Linked DNA regions of Homo sapiens: region 2 is linked to region 1. A link is a loop called in an ENCODE intact Hi-C map of the cell type or tissue named here. Cell type or tissue: CD14-positive monocyte. All regions are shown on one strand. Links, peaks and the distances in the headings refer to the core of each region. The heading gives the core; the rest is flanking DNA.

Evidence for each region. A loop is a pair of places that touch in the nucleus more often than their neighbours do. Peaks named below come from ENCODE experiments on the same cell type or tissue, not always from the same donor. Only the 100,000 strongest peaks of a DNase experiment are listed, where the experiment ranks them.
Region 2: a loop joins it to region 1, with 4 times the contacts of the local background. A loop is called at or near these places in 13 of 110 quality-filtered maps.

What each region holds. Positions count from the first base shown.
Region 1 is chr21:33,126,082-33,128,994 of GRCh38, reverse strand. No RefSeq gene overlaps it. Among named protein-coding and RNA genes, the nearest start is that of LINC01548, 43 kb to the left of the region's middle. In CD14-positive monocyte, for the core only: CTCF peaks have their summits at 1,283 and 1,485 (motif pointing right); a DNase peak (open chromatin) is centred at 1,514; H3K4me3 peaks cover 676 bases; H3K27ac peaks cover 325 bases; H3K27me3 peaks cover 1,113 bases.
Region 2 is chr21:32,920,627-32,923,539 of GRCh38, reverse strand. All of the region lies in intron 4 of LOC105377136 (a long non-coding RNA gene), which reads right to left. Among named protein-coding and RNA genes, the nearest start is that of LINC01690, 37 kb to the left of the region's middle. In CD14-positive monocyte, for the core only: CTCF peaks have their summits at 1,501 and 1,709 (motif pointing left); a DNase peak (open chromatin) is centred at 1,669.

The DNA.
Region 1 (2,913 bases), core at 162-2,661:
GGGGTAGCGGGAACAAGTTGCCTAGAAAAGCCACTGAGAGATCTCTATCTACCTGCAGACTCTGTGTATAGTGAAGACTCGGTATGTCCCCCAAAGTTGAAGAAAAGGCAATGGGTATATTCTGTGGGGTGCAATGTGTCTTACTGGGCAATAGCAACATGGATTATGAACAATAGCTCCCACCTCACCCAGGACACTCGACTCACTGCCATGGGGATTCTACATTTGTTTGGAGAAGTAGAGGTGCAGCTGGAAGAAGAGGAAGTGGGAGCATTATAAAGAGGGTTATAAAAGGTTTTTTGAGCAAGGCAGAGGAAATGAGACTTGATGGAGCAGGCACGGAAAGTCATTGCTGATTCCTGAATAGGGTTCAATATATTGACAATGGCATTGAAAGGGATTAAGAAGCCTGACCCTGAGCAGTCTGCTAGGCTAACCCTTATTTTCCAAGGGAGAGGGGGTGGGCATTGTCAAATTCTCTTGATTAAACAAGTTGATTCAGAATGAATGAATTAACGCATTTTGGTTGTTGTGAGAATTAAATGAATGAACACATGGAAAATCAGCACAGTGCTGAGAACAATACATGTTAGACACAAAAACACATGGGAAGCCCCCAAACTAGAGCTGGGCATATAAGAAGCCACTTCCCAAACGTGCCGAAAAACTCTACCCAACCCAAAACCCAAGCATCTAAAGATACGGCATTGGCCACTTTCTCCACCATCACTAGTGCTGTGGCCTCTTTATTTGCAATGGTGCTTTCTCTCCAAGGAATTCCAAGGTTCTTACAAACTTTAAATTACCCAGGGGAAATGAATCCTCACAAGCAAGAAAGCAAAATAAAGTGCCTCAACCAAAATAAACTCCCTCCACCTCTCTGTCTCCCTCTGCGCCCACCTCCTCACCTAAAATAACCCAGGTCAACTCTGCTCGCCTGCTCTGTCGTCGCCCGTGCCAGCCTTGGCTTCACTCCTGTCATCAGCTGACCCAAGATGATTGCTAATGAACCCTGTGCCCTCTCATCAGCAGGGTTTCTTTGGAGAAGTCCAGAAAGGTGCTTGAAAAAGGCCAGTGCCTCTTTGTTATTTTAATGACCGCTCTGTGACTTCAACCACTTAGAATCCAAATCCATCCTGTTTGCAGGGAACAGGATTCTCCTGTCGCAATGTCTGATCTTGATGAAGGCTTCTCGAAGCTTTGGATCTGCTAAGATCACACACAGTATTGGTGGTTATTGGTTTCTTGGGAGAAGCAGCTCCCCTGATGATAAAACTCCCACAGAGAGACCTGACTTCGCCAAGACCAAGTTCAAGACAGAGGGATGGCCGTGAGACTTGAGCTGGGATTGCAACAGCTGCTCTCGATAGTGTGTTCAAAATTCTATAACTGGAGATGGATGATACAGATATGTCCATTTCCAGGTTGCCAGCGGTTATCTGAGACACCCCAGTACCCTCTGGGTTTGCAACCCTCTGGCCAGTAAGGGGCGCTGTTGATTGAGGGACTGTGGCTGGAAGCTACGAGGGGGAAAAGAAGTGACCAGCAGATGTGGTCTGTGTTCCTGGTTCCTTAGAGACTTCCCTCTTTGGAGGACGATCTGATTAGAGCTGGAAAACTCAAACAAGCGGCTTCAACCCCAGCAGCCTCACTCTGCTATGTACTCTCGGAACAGAAACCGATCCCCACGGCAGTCTTTTCTCCGGACTGTGCAGAGGGCTCCAGGCCACCACAAGAGGCATCACTGTGATTGGTCCAGGCTGCAAACTGCTGCGTGCTTGTCCCATTTTCCTTCACTATTTCGTGTTTATTTATCTCTGACAACGATCGTGGCTGCATCTGATCCTTTCTTGCGGCCACTGTCACTACTCCCCCATACTGAAATCTACCAGGCACTTGGTTTGATAGACTACTAAAATAGTTAACGAAAGTCCTCAAATTTTGTGTGTTGGGGAGGCAGGAGACAGAAAAAATAGAGAAAGAAAATAATCTGAAGATATTGCATTCCATATTTATCCTGCGTGTCATGGGACCTATATTTGTAATTGCGTAATGTATACATATATATATATATATATAAAACATATATCCAAAAAAAAAAAAAAACCAAAAAACAAAAAAAACCTCTCCCAGGCCCCATTTTGCTGGAGTTTTAAAGACAAAGTGCCTCTGTGCTGAGACAGGAGCTGGGAGGCACTGTGCCCAAAGGCAGGAGGTTCATTCCTGTGTCGAGCTCTTCCCCTGCAAGCGAGGCCTGTGTTCGTGGGAGGGCACTTAGAGACACCCTCAAGAAAGGGCTATAGAAGTGCAAATTATTAATAGACATTATTCCAGTGATGCTCACTTAAAACCTCATTGGCAGCAGATGAAACAGTGGAGGCCTCTTGCCATTTGCTCGGATTTCTCCTGCTGTTCTCCCTCGAACGAGGACTGCAGCAAACATGAGATGTTTGAAAACTCAGCATATCTGCATTTTTTCTGGTTTTATGGGTCAAGGGAGGGAACGCTGGTTTTGAGGGAAAGGTGCATTTTCTTGAGTTGGCGGTGAACAAGTTAAATGAATACTGTCCCCCCTTCTTTTTTTGAGGTTATATTTAAAGATAAAAGTGTCCCTATTAACATGCAGATTTGGATATCCATTTGCAAAGAACAGAGTTATTTCAGATGCTGTATGGGAATCCTTTTTGTGCTTGTATCTTTGGGGGCGGAAAGTCCAGCTGCCTCTTCTAAGATTGCCCATAACTCTTCAGATGTCAACAAATCATTGAAAGGTGTCAGAATGGGGGAAATGAAAGATAATTATTCCAGCCGTGGAGAGCTACTTTGAAAGTGAATAGAATCTGTCAGATCGTCTTTTGAAAACGGCAGTTGGCTGCTTGTCTTGGCCATATTAAATGGATATATCTGGAGCCC
Region 2 (2,913 bases), core at 319-2,818, 210 kb after region 1:
ACTTATGTTAGCTCTGAGTTACTTTCCACCTTTCTCTGGTTCTGCCTTAGAGGCTGTTCTCAAATACCAAATGGTCTTTAACTATCTCCCCGTATTGAATAATGGGTCACTAACAGCTGATGGTAAGCTCTGTGCATTTACATGGGGCTTGTCTGGGCTTCAGCACAGTGACCTGCTTGGGCCGTTTCCCTGGGGAATCTTGGATGGCAGTATGTATGACTCTTTCCTCTCATACTATTGGAAGAGCTGCAGTGAAGGCTTCACGGCTCTCCCATGGAAGCTATAGTCCTTATTACCATTATTCTGGAAACATGATCAGGAAAATGACCAGTGATCTCAACGTTTGGAATGCGAACATTTCTCTCGCCTGACATCGAAGAATAAGCGAGGAAGGCTGGAGATCTAACTACTTCTTAAAAGGACCTGAAGGATGTTTAATCTGTCCTTCTGCTTGTAGATCCACCTTGATTCCCACTTCCATAGGTCTCTGGTGTCACCAGTTTATGAGCAACTGGGTTGACTTTAGCTTGCCCCACTGGCTGCTTATGGTTCCGCTTTCTCAGCCCTGTTGCATCAGTTACTGTATTAGTCCAGGTTCTCCAGAGGTCAGAACCAATAGGATGCATGTATATATAAAAGGGAGTTTATTAGGGAGAATTGGCTCACATGATTACAAGGCAAAGTCCCACAATAGGCCATCTGCAAGCTGGGGAAAGTGAGAAGCTGGTAGTGGCTCACTTCAAGTCCGAAAACCTCAAAGCCAGGGAAGCCAACATTGCAACCTTTAAGCCAAAGGCCTGAGAACCCTCAGGGAAACTGTTGATGCAAGTCCCAGAGTCCAAAGGCCAAAGAACCTGGAGTCTGATATCCAAGGGCAGGAGGAGCAGAAGCAAGTGTCTGGCATGGGAAGAAGAAGGAGGGCCAGAAGCTTCAGCAAGCCAGCTCATTGCACCTTCTCCTTCTGCGTCTGCTCTGCTCTAGCCTTGCTGGCAGCTGATTGGATGGTGCCCACCCACATAAAGGGTGGGTTTTCCTCTCCCAGCCCACCAACTTCAATGTCAATTTCCTCTGGCAATACCCTCACAGACACATCCAGAAACAATACCTTACCAGCCACCCTCAATCCCATCAAGTTGACACCTAATATTCACCATCACAGTTACCAAACTTACATTTGCTTTCCAAACTTTCAGATTTTATTGCTATTATCATTGCTTCTGTTCTCTTCATTCCGTAGGTTTATATGTCTTCCAAAATACCTCCCCTGTTGTTGCTTTAGTGGGGTTTCAGGAGGGACTGGAGGCTAACCCCTGCATTCAACTCGCCATCCTTGAGTGGAAATCCCCACTCATCTCCTCTCAATGGCCTTGGCTTTGGGACTCTTCCTTTCCTATCTTTATCATAAAAATGATCGCATAAACAAAACCAAAGCCAAAGACTTCTCCAGTGCCCATGACCATTTTATTAACTTTGCTTTAATGTGGGAAGAGAAATCTATTTCCTCATTTCTTCACTTGTTGTGGAGCATCTAACAGGAGCAATGAAGGGAAGAAGACTTCAGAGCAAATTCCAAAGAAGGACCGAAGCGATTCTTCCCAATCCTTGGAAAACAACCCTAGCCAGATAGATCTTGATAAGCCCAGTGAACAACCTCATGGTGCGTGCGCTGCCCCCTGGTGGGCAGGCTGGTGCTGCTTTTAGGGTTCTCAGCTCTCCAAGATGGTCCAGGGAAGACCAAACATTGCCAGAAGAGGAGAGATTTGAACTCAGACTAGAAGAGAAGAGGAGAAAAGACGTTCTATATCTAAAATTCTTTTTCATTTTTTACCTATCAGTGTGTCTATGCCAGCATCAATCAATACACCCACTGTGTGTGGCCTATGAAGATAGTGAGATGTTGGTCAAAGGGATATAGCATTACTGAAGGAACAGCTATTTCTCTGGCTTCTAGGATGTTGCTACCCTTGCACAGAAGGAAAGTGCCCTTTGTAAGGAAGAAGACATGTCATTCCACATAAATCGCACCACCAGTCATGTCATCTGCACTACCATTTTATTAACCATTTTACAGCTGCACTATCCAATATGGTGGCCACTAATCACATGTGACTATTTAAATTCCAATGGATTAAAATGAGGAATTCAGCTTCTCAGTCACTCTAGCCACATCTCAAGTGCTCAACAGCCATATGTGGCTACCACACTGGACAATGCAGGTAAAGAACATTCCTGTCATTCCAGCAAGTTCTACTGGACAGTGCTGCTCTAGAGCCCTTGAAGGTGCCTGGAAGTTTCTGTGATTCTCACAGACAGACTTAAGCACACCCTTATCTGTGTTCCTACAAGTCTCTGTTCCCACCTTGGCCACAACATTCATCACAGTCTGACTTGAAATGGAGTTAGTCAAATAATATGCCTGTCTCTTCTCTTTGACCATAAACTCACGAGGGCTGGGACCAAGAAACCATTATTTGCCATTATTCTTAGCAGAGCCTGGCAAAGAGAGGTCCTTGAAGAAATATTAGTTGAAGGAATGACTCGATTATAAACTCCCTGAGGGCAGGTCCAGAATATTCTGATTTTTGTATTCCCCACAGTTCCTCAAGCAAAGAGGGAACCTCAGTAAATATCTGTCGAGTGATGGCATGCTGTCACATCCATCAGCCTGAAGACAGACCTTAGAGTCACTGAGATAAAAAGCCAGATTGCTGTGGCCTCTGCACTCACCAAATGTCTCTTGCCTCTGCCCCTGCACATCTGTCTCCTCTGGCTTTGCACCCCCCAGCTTGCCTCCATGTAGCAGGTCTGATCACAGGTAGCTCCCATCCCACTGTCCACATACACCCAGACGCATGCAGGCCCCATGCTCATGCCTGCCTTTGTCGCTTGGACCTCCTCCTGCCCTTCCATCCT